2 separate regions of the Mus musculus genome follow, and region 1 is linked to region 2. Evidence: chromatin loops called from intact Hi-C (ENCODE). Cell type or tissue: heart. All regions are shown on one strand. Links, peaks and the distances in the headings refer to the core of each region. The heading gives the core; the rest is flanking DNA. Region 1 holds the start of Arfgap2 (ADP-ribosylation factor GTPase activating protein 2). Region 2 holds the start of Nr1h3 (nuclear receptor subfamily 1, group H, member 3).

Region 1 (15,019 bases), core at 3,584-11,583, 70 kb before region 2:
CAGAATGGGAGATGGAGCTGTGGAGAAAGCACAGCAGGCCAAAGGCTGTCAATGAGCATCATCAGCTGTTCACGGACCAAGAGCAGCAGCCAGGCTGATGGGTCTGTTTGTCCAACCGCCACCCACAATGCAGCTCCTGGCCTGTGCACTGGGCCAGTCCAAGCAGAGAACTGTGCTCTGAACTGTGTGTGATGACCTGGGAACAAACTCAGAAATGTTAACATACCAGCTTTGTTCTCTCAAAAGGCTTTTCCCTAGACAATGGCTATTGGTTGTCGTCTTAATAATGCACACCGAATGATGAGTGCTCAGCCACCATTCCTCCCCTTTTCGCTTTTGTTTGTATTTTCTAAGGAGACTGGCTATGTGACCAGCTCCTCCTCCCTCAGCCTTTCCAGTGTTGGGATTACAGGCATGAGCCTCCATGCCCAGCTCCATCCAGCTCCATCCTTACTCAGAACCTCATTACACCACAGACTCTATCTTCCCTTCCTGAGATCCTGACAGATGTGTGCATGAGGACACCAGCTGCTCCTCATGGGATCACGTGAGTCCTTACTCATTAGAAAAGAGAAGAGGAAGAAAAGGCCTCTCCTAGCACAGGGTCTGGTCATGACCTGCCCTGCCCTGCCAGTGCTCCCTAGAGTGGGCAGCAGCATAGGCAGTGCCTCACTCCTGTCAGGATCCGCTGCTGTGGTCACACACTCACCAAGAGTCCAAACTATAAACTCCCAAGGAATGAATATTTTGCAACTGGATTTTAAATAAGGTAGACTAGATTTAAGTAGAGATTATGCTGCACTGTAAAAAAAAGAAAAAGGAAAGGAAAGGAAAGGAAAGGAAAGGAAAGGAAAGGAAAGGAAAGAAAAGAAAAGAAAAGAAAAGAAAAGAAAAGAAAAGAAAAGAAAAGAAAAACCACAGGGGCTAGAGAGAAGGCTCAGAGGTTAAGAGCACTGGTGGCTTTCCCAGAGGACACACGTTTAATTCCTAGCACCCACATGCAGCTCACAACCATCCTAACTCCAGTCCCAGGTGACCCAGACTCCTCTGACCATGAGTCATCCTTGGCTATGTAGCTGCTTTGAGGCCAGCCTGAGCTACATAAGACTGTCCAAAAAAAAACAAAAACAAAAACAAAAACAAACAAACAAAAAAACAGCCTGTTTTAAGCCAGCCAAGACTAATGAGACCCTGTCTCAAACTAACAAACAAAAATAAGAAAACCAGGGCTCACTCCCTAGGACATGGCAAGGGAGAAATGACCTCCATATGTGTGCCATAGGACACATAGGTCCCATATATACATACATAAAAATAAGTAATAACAATGTAATTTTAAAAGATTTAGTAAATGATTTAGTAAATGTTGGAAAGAGTGCTCAATGGGGTAAAAGCATTTGCTACCAAGTCCAGTGGCCTGAGTTTAACCCATGGGGCCCAGACAGTGAAAGGAAAAGGTTCCCATAAATTCTGACATCCATCATCCATAGCGGTGCACACGCGTGCAGACACAGACACAGACACAGACACACACACACCAGAAAAAATTTAAATGTAATAATTAAAAAAAAACACCTTACATACTAATTTTTTATAAATCAACTAAAACCCCCGATATGGGAGCACATTAGAAACTGAGACAGGAGGATCCGAATCTCGGGCACTCCTCAGCTATGTAGCAATTTGGAAGCTATCTTAGGACACAGGAAACAAATAAGAAACAAAATGCACACACACTTACATCATACGTGAGCACACTCCTGCACTTCACTAATGACACGAGTGCTTACACTCACAGCATACAGACCGAAAGGGAAGAAGGTAATATCAAGTATGTGTGCTGAAAGATTAAATTACAACAATCAGACCTGCTTTGTAGGGTATAGTGGCGCACGCCTTTAACCCTGGTACTCAGCAGAGGCAGGCGGATCTGAGTTAGAGGCCAACATGGTTCACAGAGTGAGTCTAGGACAGCCAGGGCTACACTGAGTTTAAAAAAAGCAAAAACAAAAACAAACACAACTACAAATGGATTTAGAATTAAAAAGTCAATTCATTTGCCAATTGCTAGGTCTGGAGCTTCGAGGAAGCTGCATGCCAGTTTCCTCATCTGTACAGAGTTAACAAGGCCTCCTCCCTAGGACTATTATGTCTAAGACATTTCTCATAACGACCCATGCCTCCTGACAAGAGCCACGGCACTGGCTAAGTGCAGCCAGGACCTTGTGAATGGCACCAGTAGATGATGATGACGATAGGCTGTTTTGAGACAGCCTCCCAGAACCCAGTCTGACTGTGAATTCCCATGTAGCCAAGATCACTCTCAACTCCTGCTCCTGCTGCTTCCACATCCCAAGTGCCACCATTCCTCAAAGATACATTTTAGCCCAGGCCAGCCTCAAACTTGCTATATAGCCAAGAATGACCTTGAACCTCTGATCTTCCTGCCTCCGGAGTACTAAAATTACAGACTTACACCAACACAATAGTTTTTTATAGTACTAAGGATTGAACTCAGAGCTTCATGCAAGACAAACACACTACCAACCAAGCTACATCCCCAGGCCCCAGATACTTTATTTTAAAAGATTAAAAAAAAAATCTTACTATCTTTAATTCCAGCAATTGGAAGGTAGAGGCAAAAGGATTTCTGGGAGTTTGAGGCCAGTCCAGAATATACACTAAGACCATATTTTAAAAAGAAAAAAAAAAGCACTATTACTGAAATCCCTAAATATTAACTCAAAATGCTTCCGAGAGTAGCTCTGCTTTTGTTAAGCAAAGCACAGAACACAAACCAGTAGTTCTGGAACATCAGACTCCCAGCTAGGCAGTGATGCCCCACCCCCACAAACACACACACTCACACAAACACAGAGAACTCCCCAACCCAGAGGCATTTGAAATGTGGATAGTCTGAGGTATTATTGTATCTGGAAGGACGAATGGCATTTAGTGGACAAAAAAAGCAAAAAGCCCTAAGGTTCTCAGGTCTTGGGGAAAAAAACTGCTCAGTCACAAAGCAGCCATATTAATAAGTGCCGTCCTAACCTGGAGTAAAAAAACAGCACCTGATCCTGCTCTCTTAAAACTTAGGCAACTAACACGTGTGGCCAACCACTGTCCAAGGTACTTTAAAACAACAACATTTTCTGTCTTTAGCCTCAGAGGAAGACTAAGCAAGGAACCCTGACTGACTGGGTAGAGCCTGTTCTGGCTCCCAGAAAAACAATGGCATTTTTCTAACACACCAGGGCCCGAGCCTCACCTTCGGGACACCAAGCCCATGCCCAGCCTTTCAGCCTGCTCTCGCTTCTTTCCTTCAAGATTCTGGAGCTTTTTCTCCTCCTTCTTGCGATCAATCTGGAGCTCCTGGTAGGCCAGACGCATGGAGGCAACCCTGGAGGGAACGAACACTCAGAGGCTGCCATCCACGCCACCTGCCACCAACCCCCACACAAGCCAAGGGCACCACAGCCATCACGCACATGGACTCTTCTGCCTGCTTCTTGGCATCAGCTGCCTGCTGCTCTCGGAGCTTCTCTGCCACCTGGGCCTGCCGCTCAATCTCAGTAAAGCTCTGGTTGCTCACCTTCTGAGCTCCCAGGCCTTTCTTGGCACCCAGCTGAAGAGAAAACCATGTGATGTGGGATCTGGCCAGCCAGTTTCCTCAGCTCCCTCCCCACTGTGGCCACTGCGGTCACACCCACAATGAAGGGGGTCTCCTCCTCAGTATCCAGTGAGCATTCTAAGACAACGGTGGTTCTGCTGGAGCTGGTGATGAGCTTGGCACCGCCGCCACACAGGTCTCAGGAATGAGGACAGCAGTTAATGCTGACTGGGGCCTGCTGTGTGCCAAGTACTAGATGTGCTCTAAGTACTAGATGTGCTTGGTCTTGCTCACTGCCCAGGAGACCCCAAAGACAAGTGCCTTTAAATCACTTTCACAGACAAGGTTCAGGTAAGTCTAGGACCTTTGTCAGTACATGGAAGAACTGAAGGAGCCCAACTGCAGCTCACAACCACCCTAGGATATTGCCTCATCCCACCTACCCCTTTCTTAGCGGCTGCTGGCTTCTTCTTGCCAATAATGGAGCTTTTCAGTTCTGTGAGGAAGAAGGTGAACATGAGCTAGGACAGAGGATGGTCAGAGACTGTGGCTCAGTTCACACCAAGCAGCTTCCCAACAAGAGCATGTCAAAAGAATTCCTTCAGACAGAAAGTCAGACCTGCCCTACCAGCTCCAGCCAAGACTGTTCAAGCCAAAGACGGACAAGGTTAGGGGAGCTCACTGATGCCCAAGTCAGTAAGAGCCTACACCCGAGGCACCAAAGACAAAGTACCCAACCAAAGCGACAGTTGTTAGGCAGGGGAGCTGCCCGACAGCCTCAGCTGCTAGAGCAGGGAACTGGCAGGCAGGGGACAGGTTTCCCAAGCCCTGGTTACCTCTGGTACAAGAGGGCCCTTTAGCTGACAGATACATGGACTCTGGAGGAAAAATAGACGTGTGGCTAACAAGGGCCCACCCCAGAAGCTTCATAAAGCTCCCAAACCCAGAAGCCTATGCAGAGCCTGCTTCAAAGTCTGCCGTCTCACAGAATCAACTGGATAGCCACTGGCTTCCTGCCCCAACCCCCAAGAGTCAACAGAACAAACCAAGGCCAGCAAAGGAATTGTTTACCATAACCAAGTCTGAAGGCCACAAAGGAGTGGGAAAGGCTGAACTTTGAAAGGACAGCATTACCTCTAGCCAGGAGCAGCTCAAAGCTATCCCCACACCTCATGGACAAAATGGCCCAGTCCTACCTGACACCAGTCCCATTCCAGCCTCCCATTCTTTGACTAGATCTACCTCTACACTCAAATTGACAGCCATCTGGGCTTGTCAGCTCAAAGGCTCTGAGGTCAGTATGGCAGTGCCCACCCAAGAGGATCAGTTGCTCAGTGTCCTATGGTTGGGTCACATGAGTGGGCAGCAGAAATCTGGAACAAATACTTGAGGCCCACTTCCTCCCAGCCCCCCACCCCCACCCCCGCCAGCTGTCATACCCAGAGAGGCTTGGGGTGAGGTTCCGAGCAGATCAGTGTTAGGGCCTTGTTCAGGTTCTGTGAATGCAATTGACAGGAGTTACATTAAGGAGGTGGTAAGACAGGAGTCACTGGCTTTCCTCAGCTCGCCATCAAAAGATGTATGCCCACCCCTTCCTCCAAGGACTAAAGAGAAACCTCCTCTGAGCTCCTATGTCCCTGGCCAAGTGTTCCTGTACCCTAGTCCTTTTCCAGGCCCAGGCACTTGGTTGAGATCTGGGCAGAACTCACGTGCCAGGCTACTGCTCTCTGAAGGTAGGGCTGGTTGCTGAGTCCCTGAAGGATCAGTGGCTGCTGTATCCCAAGCAGGGGCCTAAAAAGGAAGCCAGATCATAGAGGCCTCAGTGAGCCCTCCTAAAAACCCACAGCTACCTGTGGATAGGAGGCACTGCCCGCTACAATAAGACAAGATTGGAGATCAGCAATTTTACTTACCAGTTACCATGGAAGACAAATGTAGGAAAACAGCCTCTTCAATTCAGAGCTAAGCCCATTCCCCTAACTGATAGCACTAACAACTCTTACGTATTGACCATGCACCAGATGCAAATCCAAGGTGCTCACAGATACAACAGGTTCAGTGGAAGTAACTATGTTCAGGCCCTAGGAAGTAACTATGTCTCCATTTTAGAAACTGAGTTTTCCCCCAGGTTAAGTGACTTAGCCACATCACAGAAATACTTGCAGAGAGGCTGGGATGTGACCCAAGGCTCTAACTTCAATACCCATTGCCAACAGAGGGGAGAGCTTTTTTACAGGTGGGTCACAGGAGGGGCAATCCTCATTGTCTCCAACTTCTGTTCCTTTTTGGAAGTTGTTTAGGGTCCCTGAGACTTCTTGAGCTTTCAAACTATTCTCTACTCCAGGATCCATTTCTAAGGAGGATTCCACTCCACTCCCATAAGAAGCAGGTAGTAATTACCAATTCTGAACTACAAACACTCTCTGAGACATTGTACCTAAACACAAGAATTTATGTCATGATCACAAAAGGGTATATACAGCCTTGGTAAGTAAAGCATTTATCAGAGGAAACATCCCTGTGGTACTCACCTGAGTATGTTCTGTGAAGAAATCAGAGTCTTTCTTCTCTGGAGAGTGACTTGGAGCACTGTTCATACTGTCTATCCAAAGCTGGAAGAGAGGAGACACTGAAACTCAGGGCTGTTACTATCTCTTATCCCAGCACCCTAGCCCAGGAACCAGCACTCACATCAGTACCATGCCTAGTCAGAGCTGCACTCCCTAACTGCCGGATCTTCTCTCGGTACATCTGGGCAGCTCGGCTCGTATATTTGGTGTTAGCATCATTGGCCATACATCCGTGTTGGCGGAAAAAAGCAGTCTGGAGAGCAAAGAGAAGGAGTAATATGTATGTGCAAATACTCTCGCCAAAGAAAACTGTATTCACACTATAGGAGACACATTACTAAACAATTGGGCTATTATTTATTCAGGATGACACACTACTGACATCAGCAGGTTTTCAAAGAGGTAAACGTCTTCCAAGATTTCTTCTCAAAACAAGACAGAACAACAAAACCTTTTATTTGTATTTATTCCATGTGCACCCCAGCATGTGTGCAGAGGTCAAAGGCCAAGTCCATGGAGTTGGTTCTCTCCTTCCACCTTATGTGGGTTCCCTCAACTGAATGAACTCAGGTTACCAGCCTCCCTCAATAAACACCTTCACTCACTAATTGACCTCCTCCAAAATTCCTCAAAAAACCCAAAAACCACCATGCCAGCCCCTCCCCGTAAGAGCAGGGAACAAGGTCTAGGGGACTGAAGAATGTATGTACTTCTCTGTTCAGCTATCCTCCCTCCAGGAGCCCACAAAACCCCAATGACTATGGAGACACTGCTACTGCCAGAGAGCACCTGTCTAGTTCAGTTTGTATTTCCTTTTTTTTTTCTTTTAATTAGGTATTTTCTTCATTTACATTTCAAATGCTATCCCAAAAGTCCCCCAAGCCCCCCCCCCCAGTTTGTATTTCATTAAGCCTCTTTGAAAGAAGCTGTTTAAATTTTTCTGAATTTAGAAAAGTGTGTGGCATGTTCCAGAGCTGCAAACTCTCGGAACAGAGAAACCAAACTCACTTTGAGAAATCAAGGAAAAGTTAAATACCCAGGCAGAAGGATGGGGGTGGAAGAAGGTAAAGGAACGTTACCGCATTGGCATTCCCGCCGACCTGCATACACCTCAGCTGCAACCAGCTCCAGTTCGAATCCAACTCTGTGGACCTGTGTACAAGGGCTGAGTGTCACCTTCCCTATCAAGACTAAACCTGTCATTCGGCCTCAGGCTTCTGTGGGTGTCCAGGAACCATCAGTCACTGTCCCATTTCCTCCTCTCTCCCCTGTATTTGAAATCATTGCGCTTCGCCTAATCCAAAGGGTACTAATTATTTCTGAAAAGGAGATCCGAAAGGAGGTCGACTTCTGAGAAATGCAGGCACGGGTTTGGCTCTTCTTAAAGTTTGGTCAAAGTCGCACTGGAGACCTACTGGGCCAATCTTTCTGCAATAACAAGGTCAATGCATCTAAGCTCTCCCCCAAACTGATGCTGAGTACCATGTTAACTGTGAAGAGAGAAGTCTACAGAGGTGGAACCCCCCGCCGCCCTCCGCCCGCAAGCCCCCGCTGTAGGCTACCAGAACTCCCGCCAGGAGAAATCCAAACATCAAATTCAGGAAGGTCCAAGTCCAGGCGCCCTCTCCCCGTCGCTGACCACGCACACAGCCCCCGTGGAGGCACAGCACCCTCACACAGAACCTACCTGATAAAGCTGAGATGGACACCCAAGGAGCGATGCACTCCGGAGCAGTCAATACACAAAAATACACCGTAAGTGATGCTGGCCCAACTAGGACTCTTGGCGCCACAATCGAAACAGGCCTAAGTGGAAAAGACGACAAGCGAACGGTTAGGGCCCAGAGTCGAGGCCCGGCGCTAGAAACCACAAGAAAGCCTCCAACCTCCGTCCTCGCCCTCCCTCAGACCCCAGGGGACAAGAGACGTCTTCTCCGCCGGCGTCAGGACCCGTACCCCGCCCGCTCAAGCACCTTGTTGGTGGGAATTGCGCGAAGTCTCTTAAAAATAGTCTGGATTTCGGTCTTGCTCGGGCTCGCCGCCATTTTCTCTCCTTCCCAGACACAACCGCGACCGACAGGTCCCGGCGCGGGCCAATCCTCGGCGGCGAAGGCAGGCTCACCGCGCCGGTCACGACAGGGCCCCGACCCGCCTACGAGTGGAGTGATTCGACCAGATCTGGGCCAATGAACGTCGGGCGGGGCTGAAACATGACGTTAGCAGCCGGGAGCTCCACCACGGGCCTGAGAGTGAACGCCGCGCTGCGCCTGGCCAATCCGCAGCCCGAGCGGGCGACGGCTCGTGGACTGGCCCAAACTTCCTCACGAGTTCCTGCTGGACCCGGGTACCCTACGTACCGCTCGACCACTGGCTGTAGGCGTCAGGCAGAGAGCCATGGTAACAGACTCTGTGATGGACGAGTAATGATTAACAATCTCCCAAGTGCTCATAGCCCCATCCGGAAGGCATTGGCAGGGCTCCAGCTCAGCTCACAATCCAGCAACTGGCCTAGAGCAGAGGCCAGCACACAACAACCTTGATCACCAAGTCCCTTCCAGTCCAGATTGCACTCCTGAAATTCCGGGGCAGATACCAGGAGGCAACTGCCTGCCCAATCCCAGTTCCATAACACATGGCACGCCCACGGGCCGACCCCGTGCCTCCCACCAGCAAGAGTAGGCTATCAAAAGACGCTCACAACACTTGATGGGGTTTTTATTCTTAATCAAATTTAATGCACACTACAAGTCACAAAAGAAGGTGCTGCCAGCCTCAAACTACATTCTCCCCAACCTCACCCCAGGAACTCCTAAACAGTTTAGGAGCTGGATCCTCCCACTCTGGGATGACCCAAATGTTCCCGAGGAGGCTCGGGCACCTCTCGACCCTCCATCATTCCAACCTCCAACTCTAGACACAGACCCCTGCCCTTCATGGGCCCTGAGACTTCCTCCTGTGGGAAAAGAGAGACAGCAGCAGCACATGGTTCAGGGCCTTCAGGTCCAGCAGTCCAGGAAGGGTTAAGCTCTGGCCCAGGTCAGAGAGACGCCTTGGTAGGGCTGTCAGGGCACTCAGGCGCCCACACATTCTACGTAATTGGCAGGGTACAGACCAATGCGGCCACTCTGCAGCTGGCCCTGGCACCAGCCCTGCTCATCCTCCTCGCTCATCTTCAGCAACTCTTCCCCTGAAGAAAGACAAAACAGTCATTGCCCAAAGCACTGGCTTTACTGGTCTCAAAACTAGGTCATGGACTGGGGGATGGAATAGCACAAGGGCCGACAAACTGGAGGATACCCAACTCAGACCAGGATAGGACACAGCCAGGAAAAGCCACCCAACCTTAGACCCCAGGGAGGCAACTGTCAGGCTGCAGCTGGACCCTGAGCAGCCTGTGAGGATGGAGTCCCTGGCTTTCTTCGTCTACAGCCCTGCTCTAGCAAGTAGGACGGGGGCTGAAGTGGGAAGGACCATGAAAGGGCCCAGCATACCTGCTCGGAAGCTCAGCTCATCAGCCTCCTGGCCAGCATAGTCATAAAGCGCCCGTACCCTCACCCCAGTGGCAACTTTCCGGGGACTCTCCTCATCTGACCAGTCCTCGTCCTGCCCGCTACTAGAGAGGGGAACACAAGGGGCACAACTCAGGGCACAAGACCCACTGTATCCAGTACTCAAGACAAAGGGCTTGGCTGCTTGGCGGCGGGCAGGGAGGAGCCAAGTGAACAGCCATCCTGCTGCCACTCACTACTGTGGATACAGGTCTATCTCTGTGCACAGGACTGTTATACAGCCAAACTTCGAGAGACACCGGACCATGGAGCAAATCTAAACCTCGGTGAAATTAACTCTCCCAAGATGGCCGTCGGGCACTGATGTGATAGGAAAGCAGGAAGAAGTGGTAACAAGCAAGCCATAGAGCCCGGTCTTGGTTTTGTTCAGGATCCCGGCTCTCACCCCGGGGACGATGGGGACTGGGGTGGGGGTGCGGTGCCATCTCTTGTCGGTACAATGCTGGTCAGAGTAACCTCATCTGGGCTCCGGCCACCCTTCTCCTTGCGGCTGATGGCTCTCTGTGTGTCTAACGACCATTCCTGTGGAGAGATTTTGGCCCACCTTCACTGACTTCATCGCAAACCTTGTCATCCTTTTGGGATCCACACTGAGCCCAACCCAGGCCCACCCAGCCTCTAAGACCTGCCTCAAACTGTGGCCAGTTCATGGCCATGCCAGGCCCGTGTGTGCTCCGCCACCAGCGCAGATCCTCTTCATCACTGGCAGCCTCAATGCTCTGCTGCAGGTCTCGATGGAGTTCATGGAACCTATGAGGCACCCAGTCAGACAGGGAAGGCCAAGAGCCCCTAGAATGTCAAATTATGCAGCCCCACCAGAACCCAGAGGAGGTCAGGGGAGCCTCTCTCCAGCGCGCCGTCATACTTGTCGCTACTGGAGAGGTCGAGGTGTTGATGCAGGGTGAGCAAGACATCCTTGAAGAAGAGAAGCCGCTGGCGCTCAGCAGCCTGGCAGCTCTCAAAAGCCTGCTCCATGTCCTCCATGTAGCGTGGGGTGTAGCGATTTAGCTCGGCCAGGGTCTGCTCATACTGGGTTTTCATCTGGGTGAGAGAGAAGGGAGGCAGTGAGGACAGACTGCCTTCCACTCAGGCCCGCACCAGCATTCTCTGAGCATAGCCATAGGCTAGACCTGAAGCAGTCAGACCTGGAACTCACTTCCTACCCTCAGGAACTGACAGAAGCAGCCTAATAAGGGAAGTGGTACACAAACAAACACCTAGAAGAATCTGGATGAAGTGCAAGACAGGGTCAATCTAGATGATAAGGTGAGATAAATCCAAGTAGGCTCCCTGGAGGAGGAGGTGTTATAGAACTGCCACCCCTCAGAAAGGATGAAATGCTAGAGAGAAGGACACTCCGGGCAGGCGACAGAGTATGCAATATGAGAACCGATTCCAGGTAACTAAGTCTCCAACTTCCTGAAACCCAGCTATTTCTCTCTTGGGTAAAAAAAAATAAAATAAAAATAAAAAAATAAAAAGTAAAAAATGCCATTCTTCAAAATCCCATTGCTTTCCTGGGTAAAACATTGTATTTCCTCATGTTTCTCTCTCTCTCTCTCTCTCTCTCTCTCTCTCTCTCTCTCTCTCTCTCTCTCTCTCTCTGTGTGTGTGTGTGTGTGTGTGTGTGTGTGTGTGTGTGTGTGTGTGTTGGAGGCAGAATGTCAACACGGGGTGCCTTCCTCAGTTGCTCACAGCCCTTAGACAAACTGGCCATCCAGGTCCAGGGATCCACCTGTCCTGTCCATTCCTGACACACACCCATTCTGACAACTCCCCTTTACCACTCCAGCTGCCTTGCCTAGCTTTTACCTTCACAACCAGCACTTCACCAACCAAGCTATCTCCTCAGGCCCAAGTTCCTCCTGTTTGTTTGTTTGTTTGTTTGTTTGTTTGTTGAGACAGGGTCTCATTACAGTAGCTTTTGTTGGCCTGAAACTCCATGTAGACAGGGCTAGTAGCTTCTATGTAATCCAGGCTGGCCTTGAACCTATAAAAATCCACCTGCCTCTGCTTCCTGAGTGCAGATATTAAAAGTGTGCACCCCAACACCCAGCCCAAGTTCCAGTGGCATCCGGGAGTAGAGCAGGAAGAGCCTAGGGTCTGAAAAGGCATCCAGGAAGTTCTGCCAGGGGACTGTACCTTCTCTGCCTCCTTGGTGCAGCGGCCCACCCGCTCCTGTAATTTTCGAAGCTGCTCCTGGGACATGGAGCTGTCTGCCTTCGCGTGGCTCTCCCGGGTCTGGGCTGTCTTCTCATCCTTGCGGGCTGTGTGGTAGCTCTTCTTAGAAGCCTCAACCTAACGACCATGAGAACAACTCAGAATCCTAGCCGCCACACCCTGGTCCCGCGTAGACCTGGAAGGTGCCTGCCTCCTCTGGGAAGCACTGCTCCGGGCCTCACCTCCTTCAGCCTCTTTAGCCAGGGCTTCTGAGCTTTACGGAAACCATCCTCTGCAGCCCGGCTTTCCCGAAAGCCCCCCAGCACTGGCCGGTGGAAAGCCCCTCGCTGCCAGGTCCGCACTCGCTCGCTGTCTGGACCGTGCAACTTCTCCCTCACCTCCAAGTGCAGCTCGCTCAGCCTCTCAGCCGCAGTGAAGAAGGCATGCCAGGCCTTCTCCAGGGTGCCGTACTGTGGGCCTGCAGAGGGATGAGCTTGGGCCAGGCGGGTTTGCTAACTTAAATACGACCTTCCCCTCCCCGCATACTGCTCTGAGTGCCAGACAGGGGCATGGTAGGAGCTGAGGTGCGACAGCTGAACAGCAGCAGTGTCAAGTCCTGTGTTAGAATTCCCTACTCTGCTCTGACATGAGCGATCTCATTAATCTTTGACTTCACTACTACTATGGGGACACTGCCATTGCTAACGTGGACCGGGCAAAAATAAACAACAACAAAGCAAAACAAACAACAACAAAAAACTAAACCTAGAGACGTCAGGTTAACTTGTCCAAAGCGGAGTAAAACCATGTCTGCTGCACAAGCTCTGTAATGCCCAGGATCTTCCTACCCAGATAAAAGACCTACACTCCACATTTAGCTTTTCCTAGCTGTGACTTCAGGCAAGTCCCTTCTCTGACCTTCAGTTCTGTTCTAGAAAACAGGTGGAGTAGGAAGATAGCTCCCTCTTGCCCTGCATGCTTGAGGTCTTAAATTCCATCCCCAAGCCCCACAAAGCCTCAGGAAGCTGCCCTGAGGGTCCCACCCTCATAACCTTTGAGGCCTTTGGTAGGCCTGTATACTGGCTCACCCTTCTCCACAGCACCCCTCCACTTGCGGGCCCAGTCAGCCAGCTGCTGGGCGTAGGCCTTCTCAATGCGGGCACGTTCTTGGAAGCAGCTAACCAGGTCCCCACACAGCCTGTGCCCATCCTCAACCCTCTGCACCGTCCGTCTGTAGTTGCCAGCCTGGAACACAGAAAAGAGAGATGGCTTTATGAGCCCCCTTTCCAGCTGGGGCTGATAGATAGGCTACTCCTGGACAGGTGGCTGAGCCCATCAAGAAAGGGACAGTTTGCTGCCACTCCGGACCCAGTCCCCAGCCGCTTACCTCCCAGAAACTGCCCCCTAGGACCTCCCCTCCGGCGTCCTCCTCTGGAGCCATGGTATCCCTGCAGCACGGAATGGTGGCAGATGTGGTGCTGTGGAGGGCAGGTGATTAAACAGAAAAGTGAGACCTGCTGTTTGGGGACTAGGAAGAGGCCTTCTAGTAGTCCAAAGCTTTGTCATTTTGCCATCCCCACTACCCAAGGAATGACCGGAGGAATGGCCGAGCAGCAGAAGGCTAGAAGTCCCCAGGAGGAGCCAGGAGAAAGGCAAAGATGGCAGCTTCCAAGTTCCCTTCTCCCCGTGGAGCTACCCATCTCAGTCCATCCTCTACATACCTGGGGTCTCCAGATCACTTCCAGGACCCGTGTCCAAGTCTCCAAGCTGCCACTATGAGCCTGTCTTGATGTTAACAAGAGCACAGAGGGAGTAAAGATTGAGAGCTTCCAGTGTCCAGGGCGGTGCCCAGTACCCCCAATATAGCAACTGCTGTCAGAAGTGCCAGATTCCAGGCTGAGAATGCCAGACTGGTCACACAATTCAGCAAGGGATTAGGTGACAGACAGGGGTGGGTGGTGGGCAGAAAGCCCCACACTCCTACTTTAGATGAGAAGAGAACTCTTGCCTAGCTAGACCCCTTGGATGACAAGGCAACCCCATGAACAAACCAGTCCAAGTGAGGAGGTGCCCTGTCACAAGCCCCAGCAAGTGTCCATGCTGAGCAGACTGGAAAGAGAGCCAGAAGGCCTGGCCCTATCATGACCAGGAAGTTTTTGGACAACTGTGCCTTACTGTCCTAAGGGAGCCTCAGCTCACTCTAAAGTGGAAATTCCCCCACCTGGTCAGTGTCCATGCTACGGTTGATGTAAAACTCAAAACTGGCAATGAAACACTTGAAAGACCCGTCATTTGTAAGGAGACACTTGCTTGCCCCCTGCCACCACCACACAACATCCAGGAGTGTCTCAAAGGGTCCTAAGGTAACAATTCCATTCTGCCTTCAAAAAGTCCAGGGTAATTTTACCCCCAAAGTCAATCAGTCTCTCTCTCTCTCTCTCTCTCTCTCTCTCTCTCTCTCTCTCTCTCTCTCTCTCTCCACCCCACCCCCACTAGAGGACACAGTGACATGCAGCCTCCTGCCTCCAGGCAAGGTCTTAGCTCTCCCCAGTACCAATTGACTCTTAGTCCATAGAAGGAAATTACTTTCTTCCCTGAGATAGCCCAAGGCCGTTGGGACAGTTAGGTCAAGGGGACAAGAGTATGAGATTGCAGCAACCAAAGCAGGACTCTGACACAGTGCTCTCTAAACTGGGAAACCTCTACTCACTCTCAAAACTCCAAATTTGACTCTGTTTTCCTCAGGGCTCCCTATAGCCCCTGTGCTCTCAGTCCCACTATATATTCCATAGGTTTAGACTGGATCTGTCCAAAGTCACTGACAGACTTCTGCAGTTTTGGTTCACGTTACCCCCGGGCACTAGAATCAGTAACAACTAAATCAGAAAACAAAGGACTGGAGGCTTAGCTCAGAGATAGGACACACTTGAGCCCAGAGGTTAGGTCCATCATCAGCACCAAAAAGGAAAGAAGAATGGCCCATCTGAAGATCAGAAAAGATGCTGGCTACAGCAGCCCTGAGAAAAGCCCGGTCTAAGCTGACTTCCTACATCTGCTGGCAGGAGGGAGACTGGCCTCTCCCTGGGACCTCATTAGCCTATAGTCAACGA
Region 2 (15,019 bases), core at 2,441-10,440:
CACACAGTTGCAGATGAGATCTTGGGCCCTTGATATGCTTTAATGCAAATCTGATCAGAATTGATACTGTCCCAGGACTCCAAATAAAATTATGTACCTTACTGCCTAAACTTTACTTTCGATGTCACCTTGAGAAAGACTTGGGGAGAATAAGAAGGCTTCAAAACTAAATAGTTTTAAACTTAAAAACAAACAAATCTATGTGGTGCATGCCTTTACTTCCAGCACTTGGAGAGGGGGGTAGATGTCTGAGTTGTATGTAGGCCAGCCTGGTCTATAGAGCAAGTTCCAGGACAGCCAGCGATACATGGAGAAATACTGTCTGGAAAAAACAATGATGAAACAAAATATTTTCTATGTATGGGTGTTTTGCTTGCATGTATATCTGTGAACCATGTATATACAGTGTCCTTGGAGGCAAAAAGGCAGCATAGGATCCCCTGTAGACTTTAAGCAGCTGTGTGGGTGCTGGGAATAGAACCTGAGCCCTCCTCTGAAGGAGTTGCCAATACTTCTAGCTGCTTAGCCTGCAGCCTCAGTTCTTTTTTTTTTTTTCTTTCTTTTAGATTTACTTATTATTATAAGTACACTGTAGCTGTCTTCAGACACACCAGAAGAGGGCGTCAGATCTCATTATGGGTGGTTGTGAGCCACCATGTGATTGCTGGGATTTGAACTCAAGACCTTCGGAAGAGCAGTCAGTGCTCTTACCCACTGAGCCATTTCACCAGCCCCTCAGCCTCAGTTCTTAATTTTCTTTTCTCTTTTCTCTCTTATTATTTTGATTTTTGAGACAGGGTTGCTCTGTGTAGCTCTGGCTGTCTTGGAACTCTGTGGACCAGGCTGGGTGTTGGGATTAAAGGCATGCACCACCTTGCCTGGCTATTTCTTAACTGTTTAAATCACAGGTTTCCTATAAATCACATGAAAAATTAGCCCTCTCTCCAAAAAAAATGTGTCTACACATGAACACAGAATATAGTTTTGCATATAATGTCAAGTGATTCACAAAGATCCTCCATCAACTTATAAGGTTAGGAAACCAACCCAGAGAAAAGTAGTTTGCCTAAGCGTATACAGTTTAGAGAGTGGATTGAAATTCATTTGCTTATTTTTGTTGTTGTTTGTCTTTTGAAACAGGGTCTTATATAGCCCAGGCTGGCCTCCCACTTCTGATCCTCTTATTACCACGTGCTGAGCTCTGGAATTACAAGTGCGTTCTGCCCAACTCAGCAGTTTTCTTCTCAACCTCCCTCTCTTCTTTCAGACAGGATTAGGGTTTTGCTGTGTAGCCAAGGCTAGCTTTGAACTTATTACTGCCTCACTTCTGAAATGTACAAAGTATATATTACCACACCTAGTTTGAAATTGAAATTTTCTGATTTTGGGTTAATATATAATCTGTTGTTTATTTTTTTTAAATATCTATTTATTTGTGCGTGGCATGTATAGAGGTCAGACAGCAACTCTCAGTGGTCCATGCTCTCCTTCCACAATGTGGGTCCCAAAGTTTAAACTCAGGTGGTCCAGCATGATAGATAGCACATGCCCTTACCTGCTGAGCCATCTCACCAGCCCCACATCCCAACCCTTTTTAAAATATAAAATGTGCTGGTGCATGCCTTCAATTCCAGTACTTAGGAGGCAGAGGCAGGTGGATCTCTGAGGTTGGGGCTAGCCTGGCATAGAGAGTTCTAGGACAGCCAGAGCAACAGAGAGAAACCCTGTCTCCAAATAAAATAAAAATAAATAAATAAATAAATAAATAAATAAATAAAGAATGCCTCACAAATGTCCATGTCATCTTCAGGCAGGGACTATGAAAATCTCTCTGTATTGCTCCATTTTTAGTTTATGCGCTGCCAAAGACAGCAGTGTAATGGAAAGTTTCTTGTAGCCTGTACATATGGCAGCCCCAAGGTATCTGGAGATTTTATCAAAGGAAATCATTCACATAAGTGCCATCGAATGGAACATGATTAACTGACAAGTGCATTTAGTGGAAGTTTTTTGTTTGTTTGTTTGTTTTCAGACAAGGTCTCACTTTGTGGGCTCTAAAGCTCTCCTGCCACTTTTCTTACATGCTGGTAGTATAGGCGTGCTCCTCCCACATATGCTTGTGGAGTTGTTTCACTTTTGTTCTGTTTTTCAAGACAGGATTTCTTTGTGTAACCCAGGCTGTCCTAGAACCAGCTCTGTAGACCAGGCTGGCCTTAAACTCACAGAGATCTGCCAGCCTCTGCTTCCCCAGTGCTGGGATTAAAGGCACTTGCTACTACTGCCTGGCAACTTTAAGACTTTTTTTTTTTTTTTAAAGATGTATTTATTTTTATTATATATAAGTACGCTGTAGCTGTCTTCAGACACTCCAGAAGAGGGAGTCAGATCTCATTACGGGTGGTTGTGAGCCACCATGTGGTTGCTGGGATTTGAACTTCGGACCTTCGGAAGAGCAGTCGGGTGCTCTTACCCACTGAGCCATCTCACCAGCCCAACTTTAAGACTTTTATTAAATATCCCAGCACGCCAGGTGTGGTGGCGCACACCTTTAATCCCAGCACTCGGGAGGCAGAGGCAGGCAGATTTCTGAGTTCGAGGCCAGCCTGGTCTACAGAGTGAGTTCCAGGACAGCCAGGGCTATACAGAGAAACCCTGTCTCGAAAAACAAACAACAACAACAACAACAACAACAAATATATATATATCCCAGCACATGGCAAGATTGAGGCAGAAAGATCAAGAGTTCAAGGACAGCCTCAGTTACATAGCAAGTTCAGGGCCAACCTAGGCTACAGGAGACCCTGTCTCAAAAAACAAACAAAATGTTAGTATAAACTTTTACTCTGCAAAATTATCCAGGCCACTGTGTTTTCGGAATGTAAATCTTTAGCTCACCAAGTAGAACAGAGCCCCTTTGGGCTTTGCCTCTCCTCCTACTTGCTCAAGTATGTCTGCACCCTGTGTCTGCCAGCCTCTGTGTAGGAAGGATTGGTGAAGCAGATGTTATTTCAATCTTTACAGTGAGGATTGAGTCCAGGATAATGAGGGCTCTGCACCAGAGCAAAGCTTCAAGTTTGCAACTCCTCAGCTTCGACATTATTTTCTACAGGTCATTTCGAGTTCTTTCCACCTTGGTTCATTAGAGTTGAAAGAAAAAAAAATCATTATGCCCATGTCTAGATAGATGCATTGTGTACCTATTCCAGATCAAATAAGCCAGTTTCCAAAGGTAAAGTCAGGCTGGAGAACAACTTCTTAGCCTATGTTGGCAGAAGCAAACCTAAATCCAAGTGAATTAACCATCCCCTTCCCCCCCCACCCCCACCTTCATGTTTTTGGAGGTAGTTTGTCTAATAGGAGAAAGTAGGTTGGTTTGTCTTCTTTAAGTTTGAATTTGAGCAGGAACTTATTTTTACTTATGCGTGTGCACATGAATCCAGGTGCTCATGGAGGCCAGCAGATCTCTGGAGTTGTACTTAGGGAAAGTTTTGAGCCACTCAGCATGAGTACAGGAACCTGGAGCTGGGTCCGCTGGAGGAGCAGCAAGGGCCCTGGACTGCCACGCATTCCTCATTTGGGAGCATGACTTTAGGAATCAGTTTTTATCTGTAATCAGTTTTGATATTTACACCTTGTAGGTAACCTAAGATTCAACATGATAAGACATGAAATGAGAAGACATATAGAATAAATTATGCAGAAGAGCTTGAGTAAATATTACTTTTTCTTCTTTGTGTTCTGCCTTCTATATCTTCTCTGAATATACAGGTCCGAGTTCAGGTCCGAGTAGGGGTTCCTAGATTCTTCTTTATCTTGTGATTAGGAGATTGGAGTGGATTCCCAGGGCTCTGAAAGATGATTCCTCACACGTTTTACTCATCTAGAGCACCAAAAGAAGAATTTAGAAACAATATCTACCCTAGCCCTTCTCTGCGAACCTTCCTTTATGGCTTGCTTAATAGGAAGGACTGCCTTTGGGGGAGTTATTTAGTGGTCCATTTGACTAGGGGCTTGTGAGTGCGATTTCTAAGCCCAGAGGTGGCCTCTGGAAGTTTGGGGTGGAAGAATCAGAGCTGTGGCTAGTAAGATTCTCCAAGGATGTTCTTGGGGATCTTGCTTCCTGTTAAGAGTCAAGAAAACACTAGAAAGACTTAGGTCCTGGGGCACCTTGGCTTGTACACTTTCCGGAAGGCTGATGGAGGTGTGCCATGCAGGTGGGGCTGCCAAAGTGGGACCTGGGTATGCTTCTATCACCTGATTGCTTGCCCTGGTTTGGGGCAGAAGTCCCAGTGGTTGCTCACCAGAAAGTCTGTGGGAATACCAGCAACTGGTTTTAGCCTTCTCTCTTCTCTTTGCTCCTCCATCGCCTGTAATGTGTGATGGTGAGGTACTGACAGTGCTGCCTCTTCTACAGGAAACTGGGCTGCCCTACCTCACTGGCTTGAGGGAGGACCTGCTTGTTCAGTAGCTGCCTCAAGTCTGGGTCAGGGGGCCTAGGAAGCCCCTGTGAAGAGATTAGGGAGTCAGGGGGAGGATTGGGAGCAGAATGAGGGAGACTTTTTTTTTTTTTTCCGAGACAGGGTTTCTCTGTGTAGCCCTGGCTGTCCTGGGAACTCACTTTGTAGACCAGGCTGGCCTCGAACTCACAAATCCGTCTGCCTCTGCTGGGATTAAAGGTGTTCGCCACCACACCTGGGTGAGACTTTTTTTTCAAAACCCCTAGAAGATAATGTCTTTGGATTTCAGGCCAATGTTAAGTCTCAAGTTCCTTGAAATGAGGTGTGTCAGGGACATCTCTGAGGACCTATGATGCTGCAACTTGAGCAAGGGGAGAGAGCTGGACACTTGCACTTGACAGGTGCTGGGACTGAGCTGTCCCCGTCTCTGTGGCTGCTGTCCTTGGTTTCTACTTTCCCAGAGGGGCAGGTCTTTGTGGAAATTGAGGAAGGAACCCATGAGAAGAATGGAGAGCCTTGTGCTTATGATTCATAAGTGTCCAGACCAGGGTGGAGGCCTTGTGAGGGGATGACCTTATGATGAGAAGGAACAAGAGCAAAAGCCAGAGGCAGAAGCTGAAGATGGGGGCTGCCAGAGGGGCTTTTTCTGAATGTGAGAAATGAATACATGGGCAGATTTTGCAACACCCCCACAGCCTGCTGCCTTCTTGCACGTGTTCCCAGTCTCTGCCTGTTCCCTTGGCTCACCCTGCGCTTCCTCTCATCTCTCACCAAGCCCCTTTCTACTTCAGTTTTCTCATCCTTCCCCCATCCTGTCCCTTCTGTCCCGCCCCCACAACCATGTTCACCCTTCCCTGTTTCCTCTGTTTTCTTCCCTCATGCCCTGTTCATCTCTCTTCTGGTCCCTCTGGCTGCTTGTTTGGCCCTTGTCCTGTGCTTTAATGTGGACCCATGGGAATTGGAGTTCACAGCAAAACAGGAAGAGCCTGTGAGCAGGAAACTGGGAATGGGGCATGGGATGAATGGCCAGCAGTAACCTCAACGCCTGCTTCTCACATCTGAATTGAAGCATCTGCAGCCCACCAACCCTGCTGACCACCAGCCCTGCTGACCACCGATCTTGGCTTCTTCCATCTCAGTACTTCTCCTTCAGACTGGAGAATGTTCTGGACTCAGACACAGGAAGAAAAGAGCCCGGAGAAAAGACATCTGAATTCTGATCTCAGTTTGGCCAATGTGTGGTCTTGGGCAAGCTTACAAACAGCAGTGTGCGCTGTAAAACAGAGCCGTTTACTCTTTAGTAAAAGGCGAAAGATTTTAGAGCCGTTTACTCTTGGCGCTCCCTCAGGAACCAGGAGATAATGAGAGATTTGTATATGGCAACAAAGATTCAGAAAGTTGACAAAGCTTCAAGGTTCAAGGTTATGGGAAGACAAACCACTAAAGGAACTGGGAGTGGACAGATAATCCCCGCCCATCCTTGGACATTACTGTGACACACTGTGTTGATCTTTATTCTCACATTGATCATATGTGGCAAAACTATCATCATCGTCGTCATCGTCCCCATCTTAAAGAAAAAGAGAGGTTCAGAGACATTAAAGAAAAAGAGAGGTTCAGAGACATTAAAGAAAAAGAGAGGTTCAGAGACATTAAAGAAAAAGAGAGGTTCAGAGACATTAAAGAAAAAGAGAGGTTCAGAGACATTAACTTGCTCAGTCAAGATGGCCTAGTTGGATGGGGCAAAGTTCAGCACAGAAGTGCTTTCCTAGCCTAGGTTATAGCCCTCCCTGCGTTGTAACTGTAACACGGAGGTTTGAACCCAGAACCCTAAAGAGAAATGATTGTGGTGAATTGGAATGAATGCAAGCTAACAAGTGTGGAACAGAAGAGAGAGCCATTTGTTTGTTTGTTTGTTTGTTTACTTATTCAACAAAAAGAAACATAGTCTCCTCTCTAAACCAGCTGCTGATCCCCTTGGGAGATTAAATCAGAAAGGCATGATGTATTCCTTCAGGGCTAAATCTCTTGTCCCAGGAAGCAAGGCAGGAAAGCTATGGCTTTAGAGTCAGTAGATCTTGACACCATCTCAGATGGGGCTGTTCCGTAGATGAGGTTGCCTTCTTATCTATGGGGGGGGGGGTGTCTATTCTGGACTGGCCCCTGGGTTGCTAATGTCTGCTTCTCTCACTCCTCCCCCAGGCCTCTTTTTATTGGCCTCTTCCTTTCTCTGTCCCCCTCAGGGCATCCACACACAAACTCACTGGAAGGCCCAGCACCTGCCTGTCTTCACCCTTGGAGTTCTACTGGCTTGGCTCAGTCCTGGGGCTAGTGGGGAGAGCTTGGCGCCTTCCCAGAGGCAGGGGAGGAGGGAGGCTGGGAACACAGGCTGGGGCTTGGTGTCGCAATTCCGGGCCGTGCCGGGACCTTTGCTCCGCGAGGTGTCTTTGGGAGGAGGGGGGAGGGAACGCTGACTCTGGAGGCTGCTGGGATTAGGGTGGGGGTGACTGAGAAGCAGTCCTTCTGTCAGAGCAAAGAGCCTCCAGGGTGAGGAGAGGAAGGAGAGAGATGGAACTAGACCGGTCTGCGGGGAAACGCGACAGTTTTGGTAGAGGGTAGGGGACAGGGTGGCGCCGGCTAAGAGGGTGGCCGGCCGGGGAGGAGTTAGTCTGGTGGGGAAGCTACCTCGTGGGCGGGGGCCTAATGAAGCTAAGAGTCTTGGGTCGCCAGTAGGAAGGACCCCTTGGCAGTCCCTCCCCTTGGCCTTTTCCTACATTACTGCTTCTCCCTGCTGGCCCCTGTGCGCTCAGCTCTTGTCACTGGCTGCCCGCTGCGGCCTCGAAGGCCAGGTACTGCAACACCCTCTTCTCCCAGCAAGGGGGCTCCAGAGACTACGCAGCCGGGAAGTCTGGTGGCCTGGGGATTCGGCGAGTCTGCTCAGTGGCTGGGGGGCTCTATCCTTGCATCTGGGTGGGGAGGGATGTGATGGGAGGATGTTCTAGAAGTGAGGAATATCTAACGGGACATCTGGGCGGGGATAGAGTTTTACTAAGTCTCAGAAGAACTGGAGGGGTTCTGGGAGAGGAGGCCCGCTACTGGTGAGATTCTTGAGACAAGAACTTAATACTAGGACTTCAGTAACGGCAGGGAAAAGATTATAATAAACAGACCCATAGAGTGAGCTTCGATCCAGTCTTGTGGTTCTGCCAACTTTGGCTTGCCCTAATGTCAGACCAGATGGAAGGACCCTCCACTCAGCCTGGAGACAGGCGCAGAAAAGGATAGAACAAAGCTGAGAACGCAAACAAGTCAGGATTCTACTCTTGGCTGGACCACCTCCACCTGTCTGTCTATAGGCAGTTTCCTTAATCTCTTTGAACCTTAATTTGCTTATCTTTAAAATGAATTTAAGAATAGGCCTGACAGGGTGGAGGTTGTAGAGTTCAATGGCCAACCATTTGCCTAGCCTGCCTGAAGTGTCCTGGGTTCAATCTTTAGAACTGGGAAAAAATTTATATATATAAATGAATGGGAGAGAGAGAGAGAGAGAGACTCCTGAATTCAGCCAGGTTGGTGCTGCATGCCTTTAATCCTGGCATTCGGGAGGCAGAGGTAAGTGGATTTGAGTTTGAGGCTAGCCTGGTTTACACAGAGAGAATTCAAGGACAGCCAGTACTACATAGAGAAACCCTGTCTCGAAAAACAAACCAACCAATCAAACAAAGAAATCCGGACTTCATAGGGATATAGTAAAGAAGGCTTCATAGGCTAATCTATGAGAAGTAAATGTCAGTCGATGCTGTGAGGACAGAAAAAAGGCACAGGGCACAGAAGGGAGCCCAGGCCTAGTTCTGGAAATGTGTAACCTGGCTTGTTCCTGCAGGACAGTGTCTTGGTAATGTCCAGGGCTCCAGGAAGAGATGTCCTTGTGGCTGGAGGCCTCAATGCCTGATGTTTCTCCTGGTAAGCTGTTTTATTCAAACCTTCTCCCCGGAGCCCAGGTCTCTGGCTCCTCTCCTACCTCAGGAATCAGCCCCCTCCCCTCACTGCATCCAGCACCCCTTAGAAGCACTGCCAGATCTAAGTGTTGCTCAAACCCTTTCCCCTGGTTCTAGTGCTTGGTCAGTGAAGTCCTCAGTCTGGGCTTGCTTTTCTGGGAAAGCTGACACGTCTCATGCTTAGACAGCTCTGGCTTTGAGAGTTCTGTCCGCTCTATGAAGTGGATGCCCTCCATCATCCCCCCAGGGGGCAAAGGCTAGCACCTTTAAGATCATTTAAGATCTTGATGTACTAGTTGGGCAGTGGTGGTACACGCCTTTAATCCCAGCACTTAGGAAGCAGAGGCAGTTGGATCTCTGTGAGTTCAAGGTCAGCCTGAACTACCCAGAGAAACCTTATTGTGTGTGTGTGTGTGTGTGTGTGTGTGTGTGTGTGTGTGTGTGTGCGCGCGCGCTTGTGTAGGGTGTCTTGATATGCAAAGGGCTGCAACCAACACCAGTCTTCAATCCTACGGAGTACTGGAATCTGAAATCATGAGCTGTGGCTTAGCTACCTTCTTTTTCTGTTTGTTCTTTGTTTGCTTTGAGACAGGGTTTTTCTGTGTAGAGTGGCTGTCCTAGAACTTACTCTGTAGACCAGGCTGGCCTCAAATGTAGAGATCCACCTGCTTCTGTCTCTCAAGTGCTCGGATTAAAGGTGTGCACCACCACACCTGGCTAGCTTGCTTGCCTTCTAAGGGTAGAGTTGAGTTTGTAGTTTCCCAGCCAAGACACTTGGGGATGGAGTCTAGATAGGACCTGAACCCACACCCATTCTCCCGTGCTTCTCTTGGGCTCAGATTCTGCAACGGAGTTGTGGAAGACAGAACCTCAAGATGCAGGAGACCAGGGAGGCAACACTTGCATCCTCAGGGAGGAAGCCAGGATGCCCCAGTCAACTGGGGTTGCTTTAGGGATAGGGTTGGAGTCAGCAGAGCCTACAGCCCTGCTCCCCAGGGCAGAGACCCTCCCAGAGCCGACAGGTAAGAGTCACCTGGATTTGGAGAAGGTAAAGTCTCCCTAGATAGGGGAGAGAAACTCTGGGGCTCTTTGCTTTCTAACGTCACAATTAAATCTGAATGCTCTGGGTCAGCTAGACACGGATGACTTTGGTATGAATTGTGTCCATATCTTAGGCGTTTCTTAGCCTCAACCTCCCTTCTTGTGAATTGAAATTAATCCTATGATCATCTTAAGGATCGATGCTTATAAAGAGCTCATGTAGAACTTAGGACATAATAGTCCTCCGTAAAGGACAGAAATTGTTATAACAGATTAGCCAGGCACTGTGGCACGTCTTGGTAATTCCAGTTACCCTGGAGGCTGAGACAAGATCACTTGAGTCCAGGAGTTCAAAGGCTACATATTATGAATCAGAGAGGAGGGGAGGGGGAGAGAATAGCATTCAGTGGAGGGAAGGAAATGGAGAATGCCTAGCTAGGAGCGATCAGTGGAGGGAGAACATTAAATCTTGTGTCTCTATCCAGAGCTTCGTCCACAAAAGCGGAAAAAGGGCCCAGCCCCCAAAATGCTGGGGAACGAGCTGTGCAGTGTCTGTGGGGACAAAGCCTCTGGCTTCCATTACAACGTGCTGAGCTGCGAGGGCTGCAAGGGATTCTTCCGCCGCAGTGTCATCAAGGGAGCACGCTATGTCTGCCACAGCGGTGGCCACTGCCCCATGGACACCTACATGCGGCGGAAATGCCAGGAGTGTCGACTTCGCAAATGCCGCCAGGCAGGCATGAGGGAGGAGTGTAAGTGTCCAGGGCAGGAACTGGGAAGAGTTGACTGGGAAAAATACTGGTGCCCTGCTGTGAAGACAGACAGATGCTTACACTTGCAGAGATCTCCTGAGTGTGGATTAAAACTTCCTTATCTGGGTAGAGTGGCACATGCTTTTAGTCCCAACACTCAGGAGGCAGAGATGGATCTCTGTGAGTTCAAGGCCAGCCCTTGGTCTACATAGTGAGTTCCAGGACAGCCAAGAGCTACGTAGTGAGACTCTGTACTGGAAATAAACCAGTAAATAAATAAATGAATAAATAAATAAATAAATCCTCCTTGCTGTCACATACCCTGTACTGGAAATAAACCAGTAAATAAATAAATAAATAAATAAATAAATAAATAAATAAATAAACAAATAAATAAACAAATAAATAAATAAATAAATCCTCCTTGCTGTCACATACCCTGTACTGGAAATAAACCAGTAAATAAATAAATAAATAAATAAATAGATAAATAAATAAATAAATCCTCCTTGCTGTCACATACCCTGTACTGGAAATAAACCAGTAAATAAATAAATAAATAAATAAATAAATAAATAAATCCTCCTTGCTGTCACATACCCTGTACTGGAAATAAACCAGTAAGTAAGTAAGTAAGTAAGTAAGTAAGTAAGTAAATAAATAAATAAATAAATAAATAAATCCTCCTTGCTGTCACATACCCTGTACTGGAAATAAACCAGTAAATAAATAAATAAATAAATAAATAAATAAATCCTCCTTGCTGTCACATACATTTTGTTTCTGAAGCATCAACCCACCCTTGGCTCACTTCCCACCTCACATCTGGCCCTGTCTTTAGGTGTGCTGTCAGAAGAACAGATCCGCTTGAAGAAACTGAAGCGGCAAGAAGAGGAACAGGCTCAAGCCACTTCGGTGTCCCCAAGGGTGTCCTCACCTCCTCAAGTCCTGCCACAGCTCAGCCCAGAGCAGCTGGGCATGATCGAGAAGCTGGTGGCTGCCCAGCAACAGTGTAACAGGCGCTCCTTCTCAGACCGCCTGCGCGTCACGGTACTTGACCCGGGGAGAGGTGGCTGCACCTGAAGCCCCCAGCCAACCTCTCGACTCACAGCACTTTACCTTTTTCTCCCCCGCCCACCTTGGGTAGCCTTGGCCCATTGCACCCGACCCTCAGAGCCGGGAAGCCCGACAACAGCGCTTTGCCCACTTTACTGAGCTGGCCATCGTGTCCGTGCAGGAGATTGTTGACTTTGCCAAACAGCTCCCTGGCTTCCTACAGCTCAGCAGGGAGGACCAGATCGCCTTGCTGAAGACCTCTGCAATCGAGGTGGCTGGAAAGGGAGTGGGGTGAAGGGAGAGACAGAGTAGGATTATCAGTAGGGGACCTCCAGATATCCAGCTTGGAGAGTCCAAGCCACAGGGAAAGGGACTCAACCTCCTCTCAAGAGCCACGTACCAAGACCAGCCCCTCCGTCCCTGTCTGAAAGATGCTGCTTGTGTGCAGGTCATGCTTCTGGAGACGTCACGGAGGTACAACCCCGGCAGTGAGAGCATCACCTTCCTCAAGGACTTCAGTTACAACCGGGAAGACTTTGCCAAAGCAGGTGAGATCTGACATGGCCAGGGGACTGGCACGTTCCACCATGGGGCCCATCATAATTAGAAAGCCACGGGCCTGGGGTTCAGGTGCTTATACAATGAAGATGAACTTGTGTTTTCAAGAGAGGAGTTTGGAATGTTGATCAGCCATGGAAGCATCTGAGGAGTTGATGCAACAAGCGTCTCCTTGGTGGAGACCAGGCAAGGCAGAGCAGTGGCCTTCATTCTTGCTTTAGAGAGGATGTGCTACTCTGCACTGAGCTTGTGCTCAGCATTTAAAAATACTGTGTAGCAGGCTGGTGAGATGGCTCAGCAGTTAAGAGCACTGGCTGCTCTTCCAGAGGTCATGAGTTCAATTTCCAGCAACCACATGGTGGTTCACAACCATCTATATATAGGGGCATCTGATGCCCTTTTCAGGCATATATATATATATACACACACACACACACACACATATGTATATATCACAGTACTCATACATTAAATAAAATTTTAAAAATATATTGTGTAGCTAGAAAAAAGTTTTGAAAACCATTCTATCAGGCCTTTTAACAGACAAAAGGCAAGTAAGCCTTTTCAGACAATGCTCTATAGAGATATGCAGGCTTACTTGACCCATAATCTCTTTCTGTCCCTTTTCCTGATGAGCTATAGAACTAGAGCTAACACATGACACACAGGCAGACCAGGAGAGCGTGTGTCTCCTCTAGAATGAGTTCTAACTGGTGCTGGGGCCTGATGCTTGCTCGGGGCCAAGCAGCCGAGCGTCTCTCATATAGCTGTTAGCGATGTTTGTGAGACTGGAGCTGGGAGAGGACAGACGTCTGTGTGAGACTGAGGAGTTTGGCAGCCGAGAGAGCAGGCTGTGAACTGTAGCTAATGTGGCTCTGTTCTTAGCGCTGATAGATCCTGAGTTCCAGGGCTGAGTCCAGAAAGCTTTCACTGGTATTTGGTGGCTCAGACCAACCCATGAGCCTCTTGTCCCAATATGGGCTTTCTAGGAAAGCCTTTCTTAATTGCAGAGAAGGGACAAGGCTCAGTCAGACCATCTTGTGTTTCTTTGTTTTTCTGAATGTCTACGTACCTGGTGGGCTATGCGATGGCTCTTTCCAACCTCAAAGCCCAGCCCTGTCCCCCTTTTCTGCCAAGCACCTTTCCCTCAAAAAACTGGTTGCCATCTTAGGCTCTTTTAACCCTTACCTCTGTCAGAACACCCTCTCTCTTGGACCCTTCCTGTTTCTTCAGCACTCGTGGACTTTGTTATCTGAATCTGTACCTATTTATAAGATGTGTTTATTTAAGCAATCTTGATTTCATTGAGTTTTCCATTTCTCATTTTATCAGTGTGTTCTTGGGGAAAAAGGAACAGCAGGCTCTTTTTTATTTTTTCTTCTCCTTTTAACCATCTTTTCTTTCTTTCTTCCTTCCTTCCTTCCTTTTTTTAATTTTTTCTTCTCCTTTTAACCATCTTTTCTTTCTTTCTTCCTTCCTTCCTTCTTTTTTTTTTTTTTAAGATTTCTTTATTTTACTTATGAGTCCACTGTAGCTGTCTTCAGACACACCAGAAGAAGGTATCAGATCCTGTTACAGATGGTTGTAAGCCACCATGTGGTTGATGGGAATTGAACTCAGGACCTCTGGAAAAGCAATCAGTGCTCTTAACCACTGAGCCATCTCTCCAGCCCCATCTTTTCTTTTTTTTTAACAATTTGTCTACTTTGTTCTCTCAATCTCTGTCTCTCTCTGTCTCTGTCTCTGTCTCTCTCTCTCTCTCTCTCTCTCTCTCTCTCTCTCTCATTTTTGTGTCCTACTGTTTCTTTCCCTGGAGGTTCTGTTATGTCAAGTCTCTTTCCATTGCACATTCACTACCATGTGTTGCTCACAGTGACTGACTAATGACATGGACCCATCTCATTTAAGGGGTTCTTCTAGCAAGTGTTATCAGACCCTCCCAGGAGCACAACTCAATTCTAGAACTTTCTCTCTCTCTTTCTTCCTTCCTTCCTTCCTTCCTTCCTTTCTTTCTTTCTTTCTTTCTTTCTTTCTTTCTTTCTTTCTTTCTTTCTTCCTTCCTTCCTTCCTTCCCTCCCTCCCTTCTTTCTTTCTTTCTTTCTTTCTTTCTTTCTTTCTTTCTTTTTGGTTTGCTTTTGTTGTTGTTGTTGTTTTAAAGATTTATTTATTTATTATTATATCTAAGAACACCATAGCTGTCTTCAGACATTCCAGAAGAGGGCATCAGATCTCATTATGGATGGCTGTGAGCCACCATGTGGTTGCTGGGATTTGAACTCAGGAACTTCAGAAGAGTAGTCAATGCTCTTAACTGCTGAGCCATCTCTCCAGCCCCTCTCTCTTTATTTTGTATGAAGGGACCTTTAAAGCATACTTGGGAGCTTAAAATTTCATCAAGAAATGCTCTAGAAAAACAAAGCTTGCCTATTGAATACATGAACACACAATGCTTGGTACACATCAGGGTGAAGCTACAGGAAGTGACTCATCAAGAAACCTCGAATGGAAAAGTAGAGCAGATGGTTGCTGAAAGAAATCCGAGAAAGCCTGGAAAACAGTGTGGGGTGGAGAGGGTGACAGTGTGAATTCAAGAAGTAAGCGTGCACCAGGTCCAGGCTACAGCTCAGGCTGTTGCGTGCTCATTGTCTTCTCTGTGGAAGATTGGTCTATTAGTGTTGGGGGTTGTTCTTACTGCTTTAAATATGAGGATCAGTGGTTCAAGCCCATGGGCTGGGGAGGTGGCACATACCTGCAACCCCTGTGCTGGGGAGCAGGCAGAGACAGAAGCATTTCAGTGGGGCTCACTGGTCAGCCAATCTAGATGAAATGACTTGCTCCACGTTTAGTGAGAGACTATCTCTCAAAAAACTAAGGTGGAAATCAATAGTGAAAGATACCTGATGTTGACGGCCGGCTTTCACATGAGCATGCATGGGCAAGTGCACCCCCCCTCCCCACATAGATTGGCACACACACACACACACACACACACACACACGTTCAATGCCATCCTTGGCTACATAGGGAGTATGAGGCTAGTCTGAGGTTATATAAGACATTGTCACAAAACCAAAACAAGTCAAAAACAATCACCCCAAACCCAAAACCAGAAATCAAGAGAGAAGCCAGGCATCATGGTGGCACACACCTTTAATTA

Evidence for each region. Peaks named below come from ENCODE experiments on the same cell type or tissue, not always from the same donor. Only the 100,000 strongest peaks of a DNase experiment are listed, where the experiment ranks them.
Region 1: it touches region 2 in a loop (2.0-fold over the local background); 4 of 42 quality-filtered maps call a loop at or near these places.

What each region holds. Positions count from the first base shown.
Region 1 is chr2:91,258,539-91,273,557 of GRCm38, reverse strand. Pacsin3 (protein kinase C and casein kinase substrate in neurons 3) reads right to left here. Exons shown (of 11, transcript NM_001289678.1): 2 at 13,631-13,694; 3 at 13,297-13,387; 4 at 12,998-13,154; 5 at 12,152-12,387; 6 at 11,892-12,047; 7 at 10,615-10,790; 8 at 10,379-10,499; 9 at 10,135-10,271; 10 at 9,672-9,793; 11 at 8,878-9,367. The coding sequence starts at 13,350. The coding sequence ends at 9,252. Arfgap2 (ADP-ribosylation factor GTPase activating protein 2) reads right to left here and starts at 8,443. Exons shown (of 16, transcript NM_023854.2): 1 at 8,154-8,443; 2 at 7,868-7,986; 3 at 7,260-7,332; 4 at 6,302-6,433; 5 at 6,142-6,222; 6 at 5,320-5,401; 7 at 5,050-5,106; 8 at 4,054-4,106; 9 at 3,489-3,625; 10 at 3,269-3,400; 11 at 1-17. The coding sequence starts at 8,225. It also overlaps a transcript of 1110051M20Rik not described here. In heart, for the core only: no CTCF peak of the experiment used is centred there; DNase peaks (open chromatin) are centred at 8,377, 9,107 and 9,637; H3K4me3 peaks cover 2,113 bases; H3K27ac peaks cover 2,251 bases.
Region 2 is chr2:91,187,018-91,202,036 of GRCm38, reverse strand. Nr1h3 (nuclear receptor subfamily 1, group H, member 3) reads left to right here and starts at 6,921. Exons shown (of 10, transcript NM_001177730.1): 1 at 6,921-7,072; 2 at 8,341-8,420; 3 at 9,295-9,477; 4 at 9,982-10,248; 5 at 11,090-11,298; 6 at 11,396-11,575; 7 at 11,753-11,852. The coding sequence starts at 8,378. It overlaps Gm23390 (a small nuclear RNA gene), which reads right to left and starts at 1,873; the gene lies at 1,770-1,873. In heart, for the core only: a CTCF peak has its summit at 7,322; DNase peaks (open chromatin) are centred at 5,316, 6,846 and 7,186; H3K4me3 peaks cover 1,274 bases; H3K27ac peaks cover 1,047 bases.